Regions from separate parts of the Homo sapiens genome. Here region 2 is linked to region 1. A link is an interaction called in ENCODE POLR2A ChIA-PET data of the cell type or tissue named here. Cell type or tissue: A673. All regions are shown on one strand. Each heading gives the region's core, and the rest is flanking DNA. Links, peaks and the distances in the headings are about the cores only.

The links. Peaks named below come from ENCODE experiments on the same cell type or tissue, not always from the same donor. Only the 100,000 strongest peaks of a DNase experiment are listed, where the experiment ranks them.
Region 2: POLR2A ChIA-PET joins it to region 1 with 19 read pairs; 2 of 35 experiments call an interaction of 5 or more read pairs at or near these places.

The regions. Positions count from the first base shown.
Region 1 is chr2:223,024,223-223,032,561 of GRCh38, reverse strand. No RefSeq gene overlaps it. Among named protein-coding and RNA genes, the nearest start is that of KCNE4, 24 kb to the left of the region's middle. In A673, for the core only: no CTCF peak of the experiment used is centred there; a DNase peak (open chromatin) is centred at 4,914; H3K27ac peaks cover 532 bases.
Region 2 is chr2:223,931,310-223,939,648 of GRCh38, reverse strand. The region is part of intron 1 of WDFY1 (WD repeat and FYVE domain containing 1); the gene reads left to right. Among named protein-coding and RNA genes, the nearest start is that of WDFY1, 9.9 kb to the left of the region's middle. In A673, for the core only: no CTCF peak of the experiment used is centred there; no DNase peak of the experiment used is centred there; H3K27ac peaks cover 2,038 bases.

The DNA of each region.
Region 1 (8,339 bases), core at 128-8,127:
TCTGTTCTTACGCTGCCAATAAAGACATACCTGAGACTGGGTAATTCATAAAGGAAAGAGCTTTAATTGACTCACAGCTCCATATGACTGGGGAGGCCTCATAATCATGGTGGAAGGCAAAGGAGAAGCAAAGTCACATCCTACATGGCAGCAGGCAAGAGAGAGAGCATGTGCAGGGAAACTCCCCTTTATAAAACCATCAGATCTCATGAGATTTATTCACTATCATGAGAACAGCACGCGAAAGACCCACCCTCATGATGCAATTACTTCTCACAGGGTCCCTCCTACGACATGTGGAAATGATGTTAACTACAATTCGAGATTTGAGTGGCGACACAGAGCCAAACCGTATCAGCACCCAAGGAAGGACATTCTGTAACTGGACAGAGCAGTCAGATGATGCAGTTGAGTGTCATTTTCCACAGACTGGTGCTACCTTAGTGGTGCTTACAATGAAGATACAGAGATGCAACATAAAGAAGCATGTTTTACTCAACAGACAAAAGCAAACTCAGAGATTATTTAATCTAGCCCTTTCCATGTACAGGTAAGAAAACGGAGGCCCAAAGAGAGGAAATGAATTAAGCAGTTACCTACAGGTATCTTCACAGATCTAAATTTCCAGTGTCACTAACCAGGCTCACACCTAGCCTCCTGCAGCTATATGTCAGGCAAAAACAGAATGGCTCATCCTTCACCTGCTCCCTGATACATCGCACCTTCCACCACAGAACAGATGCACAAAACTAGAGCCAAGAAATGCCTTAAATGATGTCTTCACCTCCAGGAAGTCAAACAGTGAAGCCCTGGGGTTGGGATGTTCTAGTTCTCAGGTGAACAGATGGCTTCATGAATGTCAATTATGCTATTTTGATTTGTAACATACATATACATACATTATATATTTTAATATGTATCAAATGTAATATTTTTCAAAGAGGGTAAAGGACAGGACAGGTGAGGGACTTTTATCTACATCATTTCCTTAAAGAGGAGAGAGGCAGACAGGAGAACAAAAGTACCCTGATAATGTTGATAATGGTTTGTTCTAGCATAGAGGGGAATTCTGGAAAGGCGCCTTAAACAGGGCCTTTTCCTGCCATAAAATATGCAGAACACACATTCCAGACCCCTAATCCAGGAGCAGGGACATCTGTTATTTAGTAAAATGTTTTTATGCCTGACATGTGGGTGATGTGATTTTTAAGTCACACCAAAAACGCTGTGTCTCCATCATAGTAAGCAGAACACAGCTCACTCTCATGGGTCAACCATAAACCAAGGGGTGGCTTTTCTTGTCCTCTTTCACTGATGCACCTTCTTATTGGGAGGGATGTGGGGAGGGAAATCTGATAGGAGAACAAGTAAAGCAGGGCACGAGGCAGGAAGGTTGAAGAAAGAAACGCCCCAAGGAAAAAGAAAAAAGAAAGAAAACATGGAATATTACACAGAAGTTAAGGTGGTTACACTAGACATACTATGTCAACACAGACATCTCAAAATATAATATTAGACACTGAAAGTAAATAGCAGAAAAAGGTATATGGTATTTTATCATTTACCTAAAGTTTATATTGTCAGGCCAGGCATGGTGGCTCACACCTGCAATCCCAACACTTTGGGAGGCCTAGGTGGGTCGATTGCCTGAGCTCAGGAGTTCAAGGCCAGGCTGGGCAACATGGTGAGACCCCATCTCTACTAAGAATACTAAAAATTAGCCAGGCATGGTAGCATGCACCTGTAATCCCAGCTACTCAGGAGGCTGAGGCAGGAGAATCACTTGAACCCAGGAGGCGGAGGTTGCAGTGAGCTGGGATGGAGCCACTGAACTCCAGCCTGGGTGAGAGTGAGACTCTGCCTCCAAAAAGGTAATGATAAAATAAAGTTTATATTGCCAGTTGTTGGTGGATACAGACATAAAAGTATATAATCTTGCAGAGGAGCAGCAATCATCTAATCAAGCTGGTGGTTACTTCACAGATTCATTTAAATATGTATGAAGATTCACTTTTTTGTATGTCTGAAATATTTCATCACCAAATGTCTAAGTGGAAGTTACCCCAAAAGAACTGAAGCACCTCTCCCACTACCATTTTCAGCCCTCTCCATCTCTCCTCTCTCTTTCTACCTATTAACCTATACACATTTTAACCAATACACGTTTTACAAATATATAGAGAGAGAAGACAGGATAAATAGGTAGATAAGTTGTATGGATGGGTGGATGGGTGGATGGGTGGATGGATGGATGAATGGATGGATGGATGGATAGTGATATAGTTTAGATATATGTCGCCTCCAAATCCTATGTTGAAATGTAATTCCCAATGTTGGAGGTAGGCCTAATGGGAGGTGATTGGATTGTGGGGGTAGATTCCTCATGTCTTGGCACAATCCTCTTGATAGGGAGTGAATTCTCTTGAGTATTGATTGTGTAAATGTGTGGCACCTCCCCCTACCTCCTGCTTTCTCTGTATGACGTGCCTGCTCCTGCTTCATTTTCTGCCATGAATAAAAGCTCCCTGAAGCCTCCCCAGAAACCAAACAGATGCTGGCACCATGCTTGTACAGCTTGCAGAACCATGAGCCAAGTAAACCTCTTTTCTTTATAAATTACCCAGTCCCAGGTATTTCTTTATAGCAATGCAAGAATGACCTATTACAGATGGGTGAAGTCATTATTATGTGCCAAGTGTTTTGCATGAACTATCTTATTCAAACTTTACAATGACCCACCTTAGAAATGGGATAACTGAGACACAGCCTAAGATCACAAAGCTGTCAGGTGGCAGACCCCAAAATGAAGCCCAGGTGACTTTGACTCTAGCACTATGCTAATTTCTTGCACCCTGATGCTGCTTGACATAAAGGAGCTAGAGAGCATTTAAAGGTTAAAATTCTTCCTTTAGGAATCCGAGGGACAAAGGAGCTATAGAAGAAAAAGAATAAGTAAATAAAAATAAATAATGTGGACAAAAGAAGCTGTTTGTTGAGCAGACACGAAAACTGTCCCCCAGGAAGCATCCACTGTCATTCTGCCTTCTGCCTGCAGCTGAGTGAGGGATCTGTCCCATGGAAGAGACAAAGCCTCTTCCCACATAGCAACTCCAGAGAGTAATGTATTTGTCAGCAGTTGTGCATTACAAGTCTTTTTCCTGTTTTAACTTGCATCAGTGGTGCTTCTGCACTAAAACATTAACGCCTCCCTGCATTTACCAACCCAAAGCCCTGTGAACAGTGATGGAGCAAACTGGGGGGACTTTTTTGAGGAAAAGCCACCTTCTCAGTGGCAGAATGAGTGATTGACTGCATTGCCCCAAAGGTTCAAGATCGAGTCCTATTATGGGCAGTGATTCAGTGGGAAACCTCACCACTTTGCAACTCTTTGTCTTTTTCAAAAACCAACAATGGCATGAAGTAGTTGGACACAAAATTTATTATGTGAAAATTTGATCTAAGACTAAAGTTCAAATAATAACTCTTAAAGTTCACATTTGTTGAAACATAGGCTTATTCTTATTTGAAAATTGCATGTATAGGTGGTTTGGGATTAAAACTCCAAAATACATGCTGTTTAACCATCTGCTTTTATGTGTTTGCTCCTAGCATTGAAGTTGTGGTTAAATAATACATGTTTTACATTTAAATAAGTGGAAAGATGGCCAAGACCCATTGAGAAAAGGAAACATTTAGCTCCCCATTTCCTCTGGCTAGTTTTTAGAACACGTTTGTGTATGCCTTTCCTGAAGAACAACCTTTAATCACACCAAAGACAGATATGTTTGTTTCAGTGATTTCAATAACATGAGAAATGAAATGCATATTGCTAGAACATAGGTATTAGAGACTATCTACTCCAACAATTTCATTTTGCAGAAAAGAAAGCTGAGACACAAAGAAAGGAAATAATTCTCTTAGACCTGCATGAAGGAAGCTACCCTTTGCTAGTACAGTGCTCATAAAGACAAGGTTTTGCCCTAAATAATACCAAGTTAGATGAATGAACATTTCTCCAAGCCTGAAAATGTGTCACTTTCTTAAGCATTTCTCATGAGTTGCTTTGATTAACGTTGACAATGCCATCAAACTCTGGGACTGAAGCAGCCAAAATTGCATGCTTAGTTAATGATTATCTAACAACCAAAAGTATATTGTTGTTAGTTGTGGCAAAGGTAACTAATTGCCCATCAAAGACTTGTGCTTTCCTTTCTATTATACAGAGTTTTTGTTGAAAAATGGCTGCCAGGCCAGGACTGTATTCTATCTCTTTTCTACTGGTAAGGTCATGTGACTAGTTTTCATCAATGGAACATGAGCAAAAGTGATGAATGTCACATCTGGGCTAAAACAGGTAAGAAGCCAGTGTGCCTTGTCTACAAGGTGGAAGAAGGCTGGGTCCCTGAATCACTGCATGGAAGGCAAAAGGCCTAAACCTACTTTGGACTCAATATGAGTGAGCAACAGCTTCTACTGTATCACCACTGAGGTTTGGGAGTTCAGCTGTTATAGAAGCTTGCATTATTACTAATGCATGCATCAAATGAAAAGCACCTCAAAACATAAAAATGTATCCCAAGCCATAAATTACATGGAGACCCTGTCTGCATGCTCTGTGTGTTAATTAAGTGATGAGACCTATTTCTTAGGTGAGGGTGCTGATGCTATAGCTTGAGAATCTCTACATATGTCACTGGCATAGTGGAAAATGCATAGTCATTAATGGCAAGAAGATGTGTTCAAAACCCAGCTCTTCCATCTACAAAGTGTGGAATGTTGGACAAAACCGCTTAACCTCTCCGTATCTCCCATGCATGGCTGTGATGTTCAGGGAGTGGTGGTGGGCAAACTTCTGGTAAAATCCTGAACCAGAGAAAGAAGCTCCTATGCCTGCCAAGGAGTTCTCTGGCTCCTTTCCAGATGCACTGAGTCAGTTGGTTCTGGCTTCTGGGAGAACTCCCTGCTGTAGCAAAGCAAATCCCTTCATACCACACTGACCTACCTGCCTCCCCTATCAATCACATGTCAGCTTACTCCCAGAAGTCCAGGGGACAGCTCCAAGCTTCTAATGGCCTTGCTTTGGCTTCATCTCCTTTGAGGCTGGACTGACAAAATGACATCTCTTCTCTACCATCCATTTTATCCCCTTCTTTCTTCTCACTCCTAGTGTTTTTTAAACAGTAAGGTGGCCAGGCATGGTGGCTCATGCCTGTAATCCTAGCACTTTCTGAGGCCAAGGTGGGCAGATCACTTGAGGTCAGGAGTTCGAGACCAAACTGGCCAACGTGGTGAAACCCTGTCTCTACTAAAAATATAAAAATTAGCTGGGCGCGGTGGTGGGCACCTGTAGTCTCAGCTACTAGGGAGGTTGAGGCAGGAGAATTGCTTGAACCCAGGAAGCGAAGGTTGCAGTGAGCCGAGATTGCGCCACTGCACTCCAGCCTGGGCGACAGAGTGAGACCCTGTCTCAAAAGAAAAAAAAAAAAAAAAAAACTAGTGAGGTATGCCTGCAAATAGTGAAGTGCTAGAGAAGTGTAAACTGCTAGAGAATCTCAAGCTATAACATCAGCACCCTCACCTAAGAAATAGCAACGCTCCATCTCAGACCAGCCCCAGGAAAACCCCCAATAGCTACTTTGGAAGATTTTGCTGAGTCACCCAGGACATAGCATCCAGATTGCATGAATGTAACGGTCCCAAAAATGCTTTCTACCATTTCTTAAGTGCAATAAAGAATGTAGAAAATATTAAGACACACAAATAATTCTGTTTTAAATTTCAAGAAGTTCTTTAAGCCCTGTTTTGCCCCCACTAAATTACGAAACATGTAGCTAAACATGCTCTTAACAAAAAAGGTTTTCCAGTTTTTTTAATGTCTTGACTTTTCAATCAGTTTCATCAACTCAGTCAAACAGGTTGCAATTAAGATCAGAAGGAAAAACGTCAAAAAGCCATTGAATTCATTTGGCACATAACACACTAAGGAAATGGCTACGTAAATCCAGCCTTTGCTTAAGTCTTCTGTTTGCTCAGCTGTGTTTATTTAAATTACATATTGGCCTTAACTAGGTCCAATATTTACTATTCAACCCCCTCCTGCTCACCTGAACTTGGGGTTCTTAGTTGCATGGAAGTAGGGTCAATGAATTAAATGTTTCTGATGTGCTGATTTGCATCTGAATTCAGGGGAGTCACTCAAAGTTTGGGGTTCCAGAGACACTAACTTCAGTGACTTGAAGACTCAGCTTTCCTTGAAGCAAGGACATGAAATATATCACAGATCTAACAAAAAAAATTGTTTTTAATTTTAAGTCTGGTAATGCTGAAATGGAACTGCAAAGATCAATCACAGGGACTGTTAAGGGAGAGAGTATTTAAAGATTATCTAGTTGGATGATCTTTCTAACGACTTTTTAGCACTGGAGCTCATATTATTATTATTTATTTATTTATTTAGGTGGAGTCTCATTCTGTGCCCAGGCTGGAGTGCAATGGTGCAATCTCGGCTCACTGCAAGCTCTGCCTCCTGGGTTCACGCCATTCTCTTGCCTCAGCCTCCGAAGTAGCTGGGACTACAGGCGCCTGCCACCACACCCGGCTAATTTTTTGTATTTTTTAGTAGAGACGGGGTTTCACCATGTTAGCCAGGATGGTCTCCATTTCCTGACCTCGTGATCCACCCACCTTGGCCTCCCAAAGTGCTGAGATTACAGACATGAGCCACCACGCCCGGCCTGGAGCCCATATTATTAAAGATAACTCACACAGAAGCCAAATAAACACAGTAAGTAAATTCTGAGTTGCTGTAATTATTTAATAAAACAGGGTTGGAGGTTCCAAAGTCCCTATACCCACTGACCCCTTTCTCTTTGGTGTCCCCTAGGGCTCCTCTTCCAAACCCTTGGGCTCCAAAGACCATATTATGAAAACCACCAATCTAGTTCAGTCTTCTTGCTTTATGTTGCCCAGAAACATATGAGCACAGTGACGTGCTCATATTCACTTAGCAAGCTAGTGACTGGGCCAGAATAGAAACCAAGTCTCCAGACTCCCAATTCGCTACTTGAAAGACAACAGGCTACTTCTCTAGATGTGTTCACATAATCTCTGGGCCTGTGAGTTTCCTGCCTGTATTGGGAGCATTTCCATTGACACTTATCTTCTGGTTCTGAGGTCAAATATACAGCTGCTTCTGCTGTAAACATGCAGAACCCTGATGTACAGAAATCTCATGAAAGGATGACCAGCACGTCCTTGGAGTGGAAGCCTGCCAAACGAGGTAACAGAGAGCAGGGTCTGCATGTTCCACCATCGACCCAAGTTCTCACGCTAGTCCTGTGAGCAAAGATGCATCGGTTCTTGGAGATGGGAAGGCTCCCAAAGATCATCTACTTTCTGAGGCATTTGTAAAACAACTCATTTTCCAAATGAGAATGTATTTGTCCTGGCACTTTATAAACTGATGAGTACTTTAGAGCTGTAAACAGCCATGTCTGAGAGGCAGCTTGGACTAGAAAGGGGCTTCTCAATGTGAGTGTGACACATGGACCACCTATTTTGGAATTACTAGGGGTATTTAGTAAAAATGTGGATTCCTGGATTGAGCATGAATCTGCATTTTAACCAACCATCCTTAACCAACTATCTTCTACATATGCCACTGGCATAGTGGAAAGTACATAGCCATTAATGGCAAGAAGATGTGTTCAAAACCCAGCTCTTCCACCTTCAAAGTGTGGAATGTTGGACCAAACCGCTTAACCTCTCCATGTCTCGCATGCATAGCTGTGATGTTCAGGGAGAGGTGGTAGACAAACTTCTGGTAAAATCCTGAACCAGAGAAAGAAGCTCCCATGCCTGCCAAGGGGTTCTCTGGCTCCTTTCCAGATGCACTGGGTCAGTTGGTTCTGGCTTCTGGGAGAACTCCCTACTATAGCAAAGCAAATCCCTTCATAGCACACTGACCTGCCTCCCCTATCAATCACATGTCAGCTTCCTTCCAGAAGTCCAGGGGACAGCTCCAAGCTTCTAATGGCCCTGCCTTGGCTTCATCTCCCTTGAGGCTGGAATGACAAAATGAAATCTCTTCTCTACCGTCCATTTTACCGTCTTCTTTCTTCTGACTCCTAATGTTTTTTAAACAGTAAAGTATGCCTGTAAATAGTAAAGTGCTAGAGAAGTGTAAATTGCTAGTTTTATTACTATCATCCATGAAGGAGTTATCGGAGTGGTTACAGCTCAGCTAGAGAAAAAGGAACCACACTCAAGACAGAATGTAAGATGGAAGGTGGTGCAGGGGTCCCTGTTGAAAGTGTTGAGATTGATCATCAGTGCCACAG
Region 2 (8,339 bases), core at 155-8,154, 910 kb before region 1:
TGGTTTTACAAGGGAAAACCCCTTTGGCTTGGTTCCTATTTCTCTCTTGTCTGCTACCATGTAAGACATGTCTTCTGCCTTCCACCATGATTGTGAGGCTTCCCTAGCCACATGGAACTGTGAGTCCATTGAATCTCATTTTGTTTATAATTACCTAGTTTCTGGCATGTGTTTATCAGCAGTGTGAAAACGGACTAATACTGTATGTAACTAATACTGGCATCTAGGTAGAGGGTAGGGATGCATCTCAGTATCCTGTTATGCCCCACACCAAAGGATTATTGAGCCCCAAATGTCAATAGTGCTGATATTGAGAAACCCCAGTCCGGGCTTCATGTACTTATCTGGCCTCTCTAGAACACTGGTTCCTTAACTTGAATGTGCATCAGAATCACCTGGGGGTCTTGTTGAAATTCGGGTTGCTGGACCCCACCCCCAGAGTTTCTGATTTGGAAAGTCAGGTGGGGCCTGAGAGTTGGCATTTCTGCCAAGTTTCCAGGTGACGTTGATGCTGATGCTGCTAGTCCAGGGACCACACTTAGAACCACGGCTCTACAAGAAAGGAGGGTTATTTGTCACTGTGCTTGCCTATGTACAACCACCAAGAAAGAATACTGAATACAGAAATTAGCCAGGCATGGTAGTGTGCACCTGTAATCCTAGCTACTTGGGAGACTGAGACGGGAGGATCACTTGAGCCCGGTAGGCGGAGGTTGAGGTGAGCTGAGATCGTGCCACTGCACTCCAGCCTGGGTGACAGACCAAAACCCTGTCTCAAAAAAAAAAAAAAAATACTGCTTACATTTTATCCTCTTTTTTTTTGTCACCTTCTGGGATATATTTACCTGGGGTCATTCACAGATAGCCACCTAGTTCACTGTAATCAAACTGCATATGACAAAGCTAGATACGGTCAGCACTCCAAAGAGTATTAAGCCAATGTGGAATATCAAAGCTTAATGCCATTACACCTGGGAGTCACAGGTCATTAGTGGTTTGGGTGGTCAGCTTAGGGTTCTGCTTAGAAACCTTTATGGATTAATGTCTCGTGAATGGTTAATAGAAAATGGTACTACTTCTTGTATGAAGTCATTAGTATTTTGCTGAAGTAATAATTACCTTAAGCTCTTTAATTTAAATTTAAGTTTAAGAATTTGAACTACAGTGGTGACTTTCCTGGTAGGGGAAACAGAAAATAAGACTCTGCTTTCAGAGCGGAACTAAAATGGTGAGACAGTAGGAACCAGTATGTTTGCTTTTTGGACTTTTTTGCTGTGGACTGCACCAAAAATGTAGACAGTCAGTTGATTGAATGATACAATTTTTAAAAGGTAAAAGCTTTATAAAGCCTTATAAATAAGTTAAGGCTATAGGCCTACTGTCTTCACTTTTGAGAAATAGAGTTTGTGGATGGACGTACTTATACTGTTGCATTAGGGGCTCGTAGGCCAAGATTGGTTTCTGCAGGAAACTCAATTTTGTTTGTCCCAAGTTAAAGATAAATCTCATGTGATTTAAAATGTTTTGAGATGTTGCACTTAGGCTGGGAAAGAGTAAAGATTACAGAAAACCAACTTTTAGATGTTTTTTAGCATTTTCCTTTTTTAAAAATTATACCAAATATGTAATATATTTGCTTCCACTTAGATATATCTAAGTTTATTAAGATGGTTTGGGGAAAAATTTGTGTATTTACCAATTGTTCACATAGAAACAATCTTAAATAAATAACTTGATTTTTAAGTGTTATGCCTGGGAGGAAGGCTGGCATAGCTGGAATTCATTAGTTAATACAGAAAACCAGGATGTTAACTGCTGTATTTTCATTGTCATGCAGAGCCTAAAAGTAGACTTTAATTTGTGTTATAAAATAAACTGAAGACTTGAGAAGGCAGGAAGCCTGGGTGGCCACCCCACACATTTACTCCTGTATTGTTAGGGTGATCCTTCATTGTTACAATCATTTTCTTTTTATAGCATAGTTAAGAACAAAGGCTTGGGAGCCAGAATGCCTCAGTTTGAATCCCAGCCCTGTGATCTTAGACAAGTTATTTAACCTCACTGTATCACAGTTTTCTCATGTGCAAAATGGACATGAGTCCGTTTTGTACCTGCTTTACAGAGTTTTGTGAGGATTAGGTGAATTAAACCACGTGGAACAGTGCCTAGCACAGAGAAAACATTATGCAAGTGTTAGTTGTTATTGTTTTCATTCCCATTTATTTTCCATTTAATTGCTTTAATCTTAAAGACTGGGACAGAGAAAGCACTATACAAGTGTTAGCTATTATTATTTTCATTTCCACTTATTTTGCATTTTGTTACTTTAATCTTACGAAAGAGTAATATGTTTCTACTTTGTATGCATGTTTGTGTGTGCACGTGAATAAGTGAAAATAAAAAAATTTTTCCTGTTTGAATAGGACAATACCATTTGAGGGGTTATTTACAATCCTAAATTCTTAGAACTGCCTTTGAGTCATGCCTTTTCTTTATTTCCATATTTGGTTACTTGCAGGTCATGTCAGTGATTAGTTTCACTTAGACATCTTTCCCCTGCTATATTTGAGATCCTCAAGATCGGGTTCATTGATTCACTAGAAAGATTGACACATTATAGTCATACGCATGGCTGTGATTTATCATAGCCAAAAGACGCAAAACAAAATCAGCACATGGGGTGAAATCCAGAGGAAACCAGACACAAGGCTTCCAAGAGTCCTCTTCCTGTGGAGTCACAGGACAGGCTAATTCAGATTGAATTAAGACAACATGTGTGAAATATTGTTTATCAGGGAAGCTCCTTAGAGACTTTATTCAGTGTTAGAGGCTGGTCATGTAGGTGCCCTTGGCTAATGTTCCAAAATTCCAAACTCTCAGAAGGAAGGTAGGTGGTCAACATAAACCACATATTTTATACAGGCATGAAGCACAGTGAGCCATTCTTAGGAGTTAGGGAATGGTGAGGTCCCCTCTGGATAAACAAGGTCCCAGACACCTGCCAAGGGCCAACCTTGCAAGCAAGACTTTCTAAGGACAGCAGCAGCAGGCCTGCTGTGGGAACTCTTTTCTGCCCACCTGCCCATAATTACCCTAGTGTTTGTCCTCATCATCTTTTAAACCTCATTTTTCAAAGCCTATTAACTGGCTTCCCTGAGTTCCAGCATACTGTACTTGGATCTGTCCCACTAATCTCCTATCTTTAACTAGGCTTTTATTGTGTCTTTTTCCTGCTCATGACCTTTCATTAGCTCCTTATTTAATCATGTCTGTAAAAGGACTTTGGGGGCCGGGCGCAGTGGCTCATGCCTGTAATCACAGAACATGGGGAAGCTGAGGCAGGCAGATTGCTTGAGGCCAGGAGTTAGAGACCAGCCTGGCCAACATAGTCAAACTCTGTCTCTACTAAAAATACAAAAATTAGCCAGGTGTAGGGGCTCATGCCTGTAATCCTCCCAAGAAGCTGGGCTGAGGCACGAGAATTGCTTGAACCCAAGGGGCATAGGTTGCAGTGAGCCAAGATCATGCTGCTGCCCTCCAGCTTGGGCAATAAAGCAAGACTCTGTCCCCAAAAAAAAAAAAAAAAAAAAGGACTTTGGGAACCCCATAACTGCTCCCTGCTAAGCTTTATTTCCACCTTCTATCTCTCATTTATTATGGTTCTTTTGTGTCCAGTGAAGTCAGTGTGTGTTCTGTCCCACTCACACCTGGTACATTTCCCACCTGGGTGCCTTTGCCTCCCTCACCAGGAACCTCACTTGCCCTCTCTCCTGTATTCAGACCCTCCTTCATCTCCTAGATCCACTTCAAGTTCCACCTCCTCCATTGAATAATTCTTCCCAGCCCATCATTCTCTGTCCTTTCTGAGCTTCCTTCAACACTCCTAGTATATTACTGATGATGCCTAGTTAATTACAATCAGGTATTAGTTCCTGTTGCTTTGTGTTTATTCATCTTATCTTCCCACATAGTCTGTACTCCACCAGGTACTGCATAACTAGCTACTGGTTGAATGATACAGACTTAACCATTTCTGCACAGTAGACATTTCCTCTGCTGTGTTTAGCTTTAATAATCTGCTAGTTCTTTCCTAAGAAGCAGATGGTAATATAATGAATGATACTTGTTTCTAGAATTTAGGTATTCATCTTCCCTCTCTACAAAGTATGCTCAGCAAATCTTTCTGAGAGTTGTTAAGACATTATTAGCACATATATACTGATTTCATGATGTATTTTTGTCATACTTCATGGTGAAATAATCTCTTTATTCATTTTTCTTTGTCAACCACATACTACTTTGCTCAAAACACTTCCCTTCAAGGTCAAGGTGAATCTACAGCAGATCACCGTCAAAGAAATTTTAAGTAAAAAGTCGCCTGTGTGGATTTTTTTTCTCTTTCTCCTCGTCTTTATACTTGATTTAGACACTTAGCGTCAGTAGAGTCCAGTTGCAAAGGTTAATGGGGAGATGAGGGTGCTTATAGTGCAACCAGTATTGATGGGGGCATTTTTGGTTTCTAGGTTATGGTTTATAGAAAATACAGCCTAGTATGGAATTCCTGGGATACCTGCAGTGTCCCATAGAGGCTTCGTCCTGCTGTGCTGTTCCCTCGCCGAAACCCTCTTCTCAGTTTCATTTGCTTGATTAACTCCTTCTCATCCATTAGGACTTCTTGTGCGATGTTTGCCAAATCCCCCAACCCACTATACCACCATTCCCACTCCCTAACATTAATCTACCCTTTTTCTGTCCTCATAGCTCTTACCACATTATATTGTTACTGTTACTCATTTACATATTTGTCTTTACTAATTAAACTTTTTCTGGCTGGGCGCAATGGCTCATGCCTGTAACCCCAGCACTTTGGGAGGCCGAGGCAGGTGGATCACCTGAGGTCAGGAGTTGGAGACCAGCCTGGCCAACATGGTGAAACCCCATCTCTACTAAAAATACAAAGATTAGCCAGGCATGGTGGCAGATGCCTGTAATCCCAGCTACTGGGGAGGTCGAGGCAGGAGAATCACTTGAACCCGGGAGGTGGAGGTTGCACTGGGCTGAGATAGTACCATTGCACTCCAGCTTGGGTGACAAGAGTGAGACTCTGTCTCAAAAATTAAAAAAATAAAATAAAATTTTTCTAACATGAAAAACAGTGTAAAGCTTATAGTAATGTCTCAAGTGTTAGTTTGATTGAATCAGTCAACAAATCTGTTAGGGAAAAAGAAGCATGGAACGTAATCTAAAAATAGGCCACTGTCTGGGTGTGGTGGCTCACGCCTGTAATCCCAGCACTTTGCGGGGCCGAGGTGGGTGAATCACTTAAGGTCAGGAGTTTGACACCAGCCTGGCCAATGTGGTGAGACACCCCATCTCTACTAAAAATACAAAAATTAGCTGGGTGAGGTGTTGTGCGCCTGTAGTCCCAGCTACTCGGTAGGCTAAGGCAGGAGAATTGCTTGAACTTGGGAAGCGGAGGTTGCAGTGAGCTGAGATTGTGCCACTTTACTCCAGCCTGGGTGACAGAGTGAGATTCTCTTTCTCAAAAAAAAAAAAAAAAAAAAAAAGAAAAGAAAAAGGCTGCTATTCCTTATTAGAAACTGTGCTTCTTTGTGATTCCTTTAATTTGTGTTTTAAGACTTCTAGGCCATGGATAGGGTTCGAGACTTTTTTTTTTTTTTTTTTTTGAGGCAGGGTCTCACTCTGTCTCCCAGGCTGGTGTGCAGTGGCACAATCAGAGCTCACTGTAGCCTCCACCTCCTGGGCTCAAACGATCCTTCCACCTCAGCCTCCTGAGTTTGAGACCACAGACATGTACCACCACTCCTTGCTAATTTTTGATTTTTTTTTGTAGAGATGGGGGGGGGTCTCACTATGTTGCCCAGGCTGGTCTTGAACTCGTGGGCTCAAGTGATCCTCCAGCCTCAGTCTGCCAAGTAGCTGGGATAACAGACGTGTGCCACCATGCCCAGCTAATTTATTTTTATTTTTTGTAGAGACAGGGTATTGGTATGTTGCCAGGCTGGTCTCAAGCCCCTAGGCTCAAGTGATCCTCCCACCTCAGCCTCCCAGAGTACTGGGATTACAGGTCTGAGCCACTGTGCCTGGCCAGACTTTGTAATGTAAGAAAGTGTTGCCTAGATCCTCCATGGACTCCAGCCTGTCTAGATTATTCCTGCTCTTCAGTGATTAGAGTGGTTTCTAGGCTTCTTGATGGCACAAGGATCACAAAAAATTATTTTTATGCTAACAGTGAAAAGATTACAGCAAGAATGGTTTGGAGTAAAAAAAAAAAAAAAAAATCTGCAGGTTTTCAGCCAATCTGGCTTCTGGAAGGGTGATATTTGTTTAAAGGGGGTGCAAATGCTGGGGCCACCCAGTGGCTTCTTCCCTGGATAAAATCTGCCTGTGGTGACATCAGCAGTCTAATTCTTGGTCACAGACCCTTGAAGCTGTCCTGTGGGAGGGGATGGAAATTTCTGTTTTTCTCAGCCAATCTAATTCTCCTCTACAAAATGAGGCTGGTTTCTCTGCCTTTTAATTTAGAGAATAAATTCAATAACAATCTAACATTTTCTCTCCCTGTTACCAAAGGAGAAAGACTTCTTTTTGCAGCAAGAATGAACAGGGCAGAATTCCAGAGACTCGTTGGAAGGAAATTGCTATTTATTCGATAAAAACAGATGGCAATGATAGCTATGTTGTTCGTTCCCCCTTTCAGGCAAACGTCTTAATGTTATAGAAACCATCTAGCATGCCAGAAGTACACTTTTTTTTTTTCCTGTATCCCCTGGAGGTACTGTCAGACTAGGAAAAAATATCCTTTGCTATAGGTGACAGAAATGTTCACAGATTTACCAAGATTTGAAATAGTATCAGCATCCCTAAGAATGACCAGAAAATCAGATTTTCTCAGAATTACTGTTTGCCCAGAGTTTAAAAGAAATCAGGACCTTGGACTTAATTTGTAACATATAGTATGCCCTTTTAAAATGATTAATTGAATGATCTCTTTTTATCAGTTTAGAATTTAAGGATGGTTAAATTGCTTTAATTTAGCTGTTTTTGGAGTGATTAGGGTGTGTTTTTGAGAAAGTTTAAAAAAGATATTCAGTTTCAGAGATATTGCTGTTTCAGGCCAGGTAGAACTTGGTGTGATTTTGTAGAAATAATTATGTGCTAGTTGAGTCTGCTTATTAAAGTCTGGACATCAATTTCAAGGTAATCGACCCGGCGCCATGGCTCATGCCTGTAATCCCAGCACTTTGGGAGGCCGAGGTGGGCGAATCACAATGTCAGGAGATCGAGACCATCCTGGCTAACACGGTGAAACCCTGTCTCTACTAAAAATACAAAAAATTAGCCAGGCGTGGTGGCAGGCACCTGTAGTCCCAGCTGCTCGGGAGGCTGAGGCAGGAGAATGGCGTGAACCCAGGAGGTGGAGCTTGCAGTGAGCCGAGATTGCACCACTGCACTCCAGCCTGGGTGACAGAGCGAGACTTCGTCTCAAAAAAAAAAAAAAAAAAAAAAAGGTACTCATACTGGTAATACATACTAGAAAATATGTATTGAACCCAAATGTATACCCTTATGGAATTACAGGTTTAAAAATATTTCCAGTGCCCTTTCTGGTATGGGGAAAAAAAAAAAATTAGACCAATTAGGCCAGGTGCAGTGGCTCACGCCTGTAATCCCAGCACTTTGGGAGGCCGAGGTAGGTGGACCACTTGAGGCCAGGAGTTCAAGACCAGCCTGGCCAACATGGCGAAACCCTGTCTGTACTAAAAATACAAAAATTAGCTGGGTGTGGTAGTGCATGCCTGTAGTCCCAGCTACTTGGGAAGCTGAGGCAAGAGAATTGCTTGAACCCGGGAGGCAGAGGCTGCAGTGAGCTGAGATCACGCCACTGCCTCCAACCTGTGCAACAGAGCAAGACTCTGTCTCAAAAAAAAAAAAAAAAAAGAAAGAAAAATATTAATGACTCCTGCAAGATGCCTCCTGGTTTGTGAGCCAGTGCTTTTCAGAGGAAAAAATTGTACCTTGAATCTATCTTTGCTCCTACTGTATTGTGGCTTAAATAGATGAGGCTTTCAAGACTTAGTGATTCCCTTAAGTGTATTTTAACCTTATTTTTAATTGGCTCTTTGATAGAGTTTAACAGTAGAAATAAAAAGGAATCCTTCTACTTATTATGATCATCAGGCATATCTTTCAGCAGATCAAAGATTAATCTCCCTGGAATAAACACTTTATTCTTAATCATAACTGTGGTTATAACTCCACTTTTCATATATCTACTATAGGAAGGTAAAGCATACAGAAGTTTTATCCTTGGTAGA